Linked DNA regions of Homo sapiens: region 1 is linked to region 2. A link is a contact called in ENCODE Hi-C or POLR2A ChIA-PET data. All regions are on one chromosome and are shown on one strand. The core of a region is the stretch at or near the end of the contact, and the rest is flanking DNA. Distances in the headings are between cores, read along the strand shown. Region 1 has its middle 18 kb from the start of ARPC3. Region 2 overlaps ANAPC7 (anaphase promoting complex subunit 7).

Evidence for each region. A loop is a pair of places that touch in the nucleus more often than their neighbours do. ChIA-PET counts read pairs that join two places held with the same protein, here RNA polymerase II (POLR2A). Pooled maps may share reads with other maps.
Region 1: a loop to region 2 is called in a map of OCI-LY7, with 5 times the contacts of the local background. The contact joins two enhancer-like sites. A Hi-C loop is called at or near these places in 3 of 168 maps with a recorded cell type or tissue (K562, OCI-LY7 and posterior vena cava), 3 of 37 single-sample maps with no recorded cell type and 9 of 50 pooled maps. POLR2A ChIA-PET finds 5 or more read pairs at or near these places in 27 of 52 experiments (A549, A673, AG04450 and 21 more).

What each region holds. Positions count from the first base shown.
Region 1 is chr12:110,430,438-110,434,051 of GRCh38, reverse strand. No RefSeq gene overlaps it. Among named protein-coding and RNA genes, the nearest start is that of ARPC3, 18 kb to the left of the region's middle. RefSeq lists an enhancer at 2,206-2,315. Within about 2 kb of position 2,236, at least 18 of the 41 ENCODE cell types and tissues checked have a DNase peak (open chromatin) inside an H3K27ac peak, as active enhancers do; they include GM12878, where a contact is called at or near this core.
Region 2 is chr12:110,382,504-110,386,542 of GRCh38, reverse strand. It overlaps ANAPC7 (anaphase promoting complex subunit 7), which reads left to right. Exons shown (of 11, transcript NM_016238.3): 6 at 74-216; 7 at 3,583-3,700. Among named protein-coding and RNA genes, the nearest start is that of ANAPC7, 19 kb to the left of the region's middle. RefSeq lists an enhancer at 1,743-1,802. Within about 2 kb of position 2,127, at least 3 of the 41 ENCODE cell types and tissues checked have a DNase peak (open chromatin) inside an H3K27ac peak, as active enhancers do; they include GM12878, where a contact is called at or near this core.

The DNA.
Region 1 (3,614 bases), core at 987-3,486, 47 kb before region 2:
CAGCTTGGGCAACAAGAGCGAAACTCCATCTCAAAAAAAAAAAAAAAAAAAAAAAAAACTCAGCTGGGCGTGGTGGCGCATGCCTGTAATCCCAGCTACTCGGGAGGCTGAGGCAGGAGAATCGCTTAAACCTGGGAGGCAGAGGTTACGGTGAGCCGAAGGTTGCGGTAGGCTGAGATCGCGCCATTACACTCCAGCCTGGGCAACGAGTGAAACTTCGTCTCAAAAAAAAAAAACGGCCAGACGCGGTAGCTCACGCCTGTAATCCCAACACTTTGGGAGGCCAAGGCGGGCGGATCATAAGGTCAGGAGAATCGAGACCATCCTGGCTAACACAGTGAAACCTCCGTCTCTACTAAAAAAATACAAAAAATTAGCCAGGCGTGGTGGCGAGCGCCTGTAGTGCCAGCTACTCAGGAGGCTGTGGAAGGGGAATGGCGTGAACCTGGGAGGCGGAGCTTGCAGTGAGTGGAGATTGCACCACTGCACTCCAGCCTGGGCAAGAGAGTGAGACTCCATCTCCAAAAAAAAAAAAAAAAACCTAGAGTTTATGGTAGTACTTGAATGATTAGAGTATTTGCATTTTGTTTTTACGGGTGAATATATGATTTTAATATGTGGGTTAAATGCTCTTGAGCATCTGTTTAAAGACTTGAATTACAAGCTAGCTAAATACCACAGTTCACACAGCAAAAGGAATGGATATGTGAAAACCTACTCCATAGATAAACAGAAGGACAGTCCTGAAGCCAAAAGAGTGGTGGTGGTGTGTCGTGGGGGGTTTTGTTTGTTTAATTAAAATTTGTTTGTTTGTTTGTTTTTGAAACAGGGTATCACTGTTGCCCAGGCTGGAGTGCAGTGGCATGAACACGGCCCACTGCAGCCTCGACCTCTTGGGCTCAAACAATCTTCTCGCCTTAGCCTCCCCAGTAGCTGGGACTACAGGCACACATCTCCAGGCCCAGCTAATTTTGTATTTTTGGTAGAGATGGGGTATCATGTTTTTTTGTGTTTTTTGTTTTGGTTTGGTTTGTTTTTTGCTTTTTTTTTTTTTTTTTGAGACTGAGTCTCTCTCTGTCTCCCAGGCTGGAGTGCAGTGGTGCAATCTTGGCTCACTGGAACCTCTGCCTTCCAGGTTCAAGCTATTCTCCTGCCTCAGCCTCCTGAGTAACTGGGATTACAGGCTTGTGCCACCACGCCTGGCTAATTTTGTATTTTTAGTAGAGACGGGGCTTCACCATATTGGCCAGGCTGGTCTCAAACTCCTGACCTCAAGTGATCCATCCACCTCGGCCTCTTAAAGTCCTGGGATTACAGGTGTGAGTCACAGCGCCCAGCAAGACAAGGTTTTGCTGTGTTGTCCAGGCTGGTCTCAAACTCCTGGACTCAAGTGATCCACCCACCTCAGCCTCCCAAACACTGGGATTACAGGCATGAGCCACTGCACCTGTCCTAAATTAAAATTCTTAACCCAGAATCAGAGTTTTGGTGTTTGGGTTGGAACTTCTGCCACAGGGGTTACAGACATGTCAGAAAGGAGAGAAAGCCACCCTGATTCATTTCAAGATTACAGGTTTGGGGCCAGGCCTGGTGGCTAGAGGTCGAGGCTGCTATGAGCCATGATCGCACCACTGCACTCCAGCCTGGGCGACAGAGTTGAGACCCTGTCTCAAAAAAGAAAAAAAAATTTTATTTTAAACATATCACCACGTTGGCCAGGCTGGTCTTAAACTTCTGACCTTAAGTGATCCGCCTGCCTTGGCCTCCCAAAGTGCTGGCATAAGCGTGAGCCGCCGCGCCCAGCCAAATATATGTATGTATGTATATATATCTATAGACATATCTAGATATCTAGAGATATCTATAGATATCTAGAGATAGATCTATCGATCTATATATCTAGATATGTATCTAGATATAGATCTATCGATCTATATATCTAGATATATAGATCGATAGATATAGATCTATATATAGATATGTAGATATATAGAGCTATATAGATATATCTATATATAGATATGTAGATATATAGATCTATATATAGATATGTAGATATATCTATAGATAAATATCTATATATATAGATAGATATCTAGATATCTGTAGAGATCTATATAGATATATATATATTTTTGAGACGTAGTCTCGCTCTGTCTCCCAGGCTGGAGAGCAGTGGCGCGATCTCGGCTCACTGCAAGCTCCGCCTCGCTCCGCCTTCCGGGTTCACGCCATTCTCCTGCCTCAGCCTGCCGAGTAGCTGGGACTACAGGCGCCCGCCACCACGCCCCCCTAACTTTTTTGTATTTTTAGTAGAGACCACCGTGTTAGCCAGGATGGTCTCGATCTCCTGACCTCGTGATCCGCCCGCCTTGGCCCTCCAAAGTGCTGGGATTACAGGCGTGAGCCACCGTGCCCGGCCCCTTTTTTTTTTTTTTTTTTAATTGTGGAACCATCATGATAGAAAACCAGCTTACTCTGGGTCCTGTTCCCAGTTCCGTTACTGCCAGCAGGGGGCGCACGGGCCACAGGCGCTGGAACTAGCTTCTGGACCATTTCCCCTTGGGACTTTATCGTGGTAGGTGTTTTGTTTTGTTATATTTTGTTTTTTAATATATGCAAGAGGACAATTTCCAAATGATTTATTATAAATTATACATGAATATAGTCTGATTTTTTTTTTTTGATAGAGCCTTGCTCTGTCACCCAGGCTGGATTGCAGTGGCGCAATCTCAGCTCATTGCAACCTGCACCTCCTAGGTTCAAGCGATTCTCCTGCCTCGGCCTCCCAAATAGCTGGGATTACAGGCGTGCGCCACGATGCCCAGCTAATTTGTGGATTTTTAGTGGAGACAAGGTTACACCATGTTGGCCAGGCTGGTCTGAAACTCCTGACCTCAGGTGATCCACCCGCTTCAGCCTCCCAAAGTGCTAGGATTACAGGCGTGAGCCACCACGCCCGGTCCAATAGTATGAACTTTAAAATACAGCTTTAATTGAAATGTAATGCTGACATTAAAAACAATTATAATGTTGACTTTTTAGACAAGGTAATTTAGTAATAGTTCTCAGATTTTTATTTTCTTCCCCTTCTTTTTTTTTTTTTTTTTTTTTTTTTTTTTTTGAGACGGAGTCTCACTCTGTCGCCAAAGCTGGAGTACAGTGGCACCATCTCGGCTCACTGCAAGCTCCGCCTCCCTGGTTCATGCCATTCTCCTGCCTCAGCCTCCCGAGTAGCTGGGACTACAGGCGCCCGCCACCACGCCCGGCTAATTTTTTGTATTTTTAGTAGAGACGGGGTTTCACCGTGTTAGCCGGGATGGTTTCAATCTCCTGACCTCGTGATCCACCCGCCTCGGCCTCCTGAAGTGCTGGGATTACAGGTGTGAACCACCGCGCCCGGCCTTTTTTTTTTTTTTTTTTTTTTTTTAAATAAAGATGGGGTCTCACCATGTTGCCCACACTGATCTCGAACTCCTGGGCTCAAGTGATCCTCCTGCTTCAGCCTCTCAGAGTGCTAGGACTACAGGCGTGAGCCACTGCTCCCAGCCTCCAGATTTTATTATTTTTGATCAAGCAACTCAACTTCATATTGTTGAATGCTGGGAACACAC
Region 2 (4,039 bases), core at 878-3,377:
AATCATCCAGATTCAGCAACTAAGAGGATTTATAATAGATTTAAAGGTTCAATGTTTAATAAATATCTTAAAGTTCACTAGAGAAAAAATCCTTATTGCGAGATAACGTGGACCTATTGGGAAGCTTGGCAGATCTGTACTTCAGAGCTGGAGACAATAAAAACTCTGTCCTCAAGTTTGAACAGGCACAGATGTTGGATCCTTATCTGATAAAAGGTAAGTAATTCTTGGGGCAGGAAGACAGTGGCTGTTGTTGGGGGGGATCAGAGATAATAGGGAGAATATGCAGCATTAATACTCGATACCAAGTTTCATAGAAATGGTGTATAAAACTTATACTAGTCTTTTACTTTTTTTAGGTCATGACACATGTCTCTAACGCTTAGGTAATACCATTTGAGCAGCTGTTTTTGCTTGAATTCAAGTGTCTTCTCCCCACAGATCATTATTTGGCTTTTTTTCTTTTGAGGGGGTCATAGCTCCTCCTTATGACTTATAAATTTATGGTGTGCCTGACTGAGAATTTGGATGGCATCCCTAAAACCATAATATCCTTTTAGGGAATTTTGTTTTGCCATGTCCTTAGTATAATTAAAAAGGAATAAGAAAGGGATAAGGTGATTAAAGGCAGTAATTAGGCGTGAACAACAGAAAAATCACTGATCTTGAAAAAGATTGCAGGTGAAGGGTAATCTTCACAGGGACCTCCAACAGATGGCAGTTAGGACACTGGCAGTGAGTTCTCAGGAATAGTGGGAAATAAGGTCAGATAGATATGCTGTCTATTTGTAAAGGTCCAAAAAAGGCCATCAGAAAAACAGGGCCTTGTGACAATAAACAGTCTTATGAGCTCTTAAGCCAGGGGAATGATGGAGCTGGGAAGGGGCCATCCCAAGCGTTTAGATGAGGAAGCAGATCTAGAAGGATGGATTTGTTTGCACAAGATCTCCCCTCACCTCAAGTGCTTATTCCTCTTCTCCAAGCTGCCTGCACCCATGATGAAAATGATGTTTTAGAAATACTAGTCTGGCAACAGCTGGCAGCTTGGAATGGCAATGGCAGCTTGGAATCTCAGACCCAGGCCCAGGGGCTAGCAGGAGCATTGCAGTAATCTTGGCTTGAGAGGAATTTTCATGGGAATCTGAAGGGATAGCAAGGGATGGAAGAGAATGGTGGCAAGAGATGGGTAACAGTGAGCATAGGTCCCTTTTTATAGAATGTGGGTGAGAATAAAGCGGGGGCTGCGGAGAGGCAGTGATTTTTTATTTGTTTGTTTGAGACGGAGTTTCACTCTTGTCGCCCAGGCAGGAGTGCAGTGGCACAATCTCTGCTCACTGCAACCTCCGCCTCCTGGTTAAAGTGACTCTCCCACCTCAGCCTCCCGAGTAGCTGGGATTATAGGCGCCCGCCACCACACCCAACTAATTTTTGTATTTTTTTAGAAGAGACGGGGGTTTCACCATGTTAGCCAGGCTGGTCTGCAACTCCTGACCTTAGGTAATCCACCCGCCTCAGTCTCCCTAAGTGTTGGGATTACAGGCCTGAGCCACTGCACCCAGCCCGAGGCAGTGATCTTTAATGAACTGCATTCTGGATAGAACTACAAGCTTTTTTCTGGAATAGGCCAACTTTTTCTGAGACTGATTGGCTTTTCAGCAGTGTATTTCTGATGGTCTAGAACTCTGGGAAGAGAGACCTTAGTTGATGCCTTTTTTGGGCCTTTTCTGGTTGGGTTAGGGTAGCTGTGTATCACACCACAGGATAGAAGGACAAGCACTTCCTGAAAATAGCAGGCTTTCAAATTGTGAGGTAGGTTGTTCTGCTCCTTTGGTTTTTTGTTTTTTTTGTTTTTTTTTGTTTTTTTTTTGTGAGACAGAGTCTCACAGGCTGGAGTGCAGTGGTGCAATCTCGGCTCACTGCAACCTCCACCTCCTGGTTTAAGCAATTTTCTGCCTCAGCCTCTTGAGTAGCTGGGATTACAGGTGTGTGCCACCACGCCTGGCTAGTTTTTGTATTTTTAGTAGAGATGGGGTTTCACTATCTTGGCCAGGCTGGTCTTGAATTTCCACCTCGGCCTCCCAAAGTGCTGGGATTATAGGCATGAGTCACCGTGCCCGGCCTCCTTTGGTTTTGGTTTTGGTTTTGTTGTTAGAGACAGGGTCTCACTCTGTCACTCAGGCGGGAGTGGCACAAACATAGCTCACTGCAGCCTTGACCTCCTGGGCTCAAGCAATCCTCCTGCCTTAGCCCCCTGAGTAGCTGGGACCACAGGCATGTGCCACTGTGCTTGGCTAATTTTTTTTTCTTTCTATTTTATTTTACTTTATTTTATTTTATGTTTTAGACATAGTCTTACTCTGTTGCCCAGGCTGGAGTGCAGTGGTGCAATCTCGGCTCACTGCAACATCCGCCCTCTGAGTTCAAGCAATTCTCCTGCCTCAGCCTCCCGAGTAGCTGGTATTACAGGCGCCTGCCACTGTGCCTGGCTAATTTTTTGTATTTTTAGTAGAGACGGGGTTTCACCATCTTGGCCAGGCTGGTCTTGAACTCCTGACCTCGTGATCCACCTGCCTCAGCCTCCCAAAGTGCTGGGATTACAGGCATGAGCCACCGCGCCTGGCCCTTCTTTTTTCTTTTTTTTTTCTTTTTTTTTTTTTTTTTTTTTTTGAGACGGAGTCTCGCTCTGTAGCCAAGGCTAGAGTGCAGTGGCACGATCTTGGCTCACTGCAACCTCCGCCTCCCTGATTCAAGCGATTCTCCTGCCTCAGCCTCCTGAGTAGCTGGGATTACAGGCACACGCCACCATGCCCAGCTAATTTTTGTATTTTTAGTAGAGATGGGGTTTCACCTGTTAGCCTAGTCTCGAACTCCTGACCTCGTGATCTGCCCTCCTTGGCCTCCCAAAGTGCTGGGTTTACAGGCATGAACCACTGCACCTGGCCACTTGGCTGATATTTTAAAATTTCTTTAGAGACAGGGTCTCACCATATTGCCCAGGCTGGTCTTGAACTCCTGGGCCCAGGTGATCCTCCTGCCTCTGCCACCCAGAGTGCCAGGATTACAGGTGTGAGCCACCACGCCCAGCTGGGTTTTGCATTTTCTTTTTTTGAGACAGAGTCTCAGTCTGTCACCCAGGCAGTGCAGTGGCGTGATCTCGGCTCACTGCAACCTCTGTCTCCCTGGTTCAAGTGATCCTCCTGCCTCAGCCTCCCAAGTAGCTGGGATTACAGGCGCGTGCCACTATGCCCGGCTAATTTTTTGTATTTTCAGTAGAGATGAGGTTTCACCGTGTTAGCCAGGATGGTCTCGATCTCCTGACCTCGTGATCCACCTGCCTCGGCTTCTTAAAGTGCTGGAATTACAGGTGTGAGCCACTGTGCCCAACCTGGGTTTTGCATTTTAATAGTCACTTTGTAGGAAACTGGAAATAGTAGTTGGAGGAGCCTGTGATGGTGGAAAGGGCTTAGCCCCTGCAGGAGCTGGGGCCTCAGCATGGGGTCTGATGTTGGGTGCTACTCCTGTATGTGGGACCCCTGCTTCTCTTCTTAAAACACCTCTTCTCACTATGTCCTTCTCTTCTAGGAATGGATGTATATGGCTACCTACTGGCACGAGAAGGGCGGCTAGAGGATGTTGAGAACCTTGGATGCCGCCTTTTCAATATCTCTGATCAGCATGCAGAACCGTGGGTGGTTTCTGGGTATGATTATGCATTCTCTTTTCTCCCCAGTTGTCAGTAGATTAAGAGATAATGGTTGCTCTTGAAGAGAATATAAATTGAAAGCACAGGTTTAAGAGGTAATCACCTGGACAGGCATGGTGGCTCATGCCTGTAATCTCAACACTTTGGGAGACTGAGACAGGTGGATTGCTTGAACCCAGGAGGCAGAGGTTGCAGTGAGCCAAGATCGTGCCACTGCACTCCAGGTGGGCGGCAGAGTGAGATTTTGTCTCAAAAATAAATAAATAAAAATAAAAAGAGGTAATTACTTGAGGCCAGAAATTTGAGACCAGCATGGGCAATGTAGCAAGACCCTGT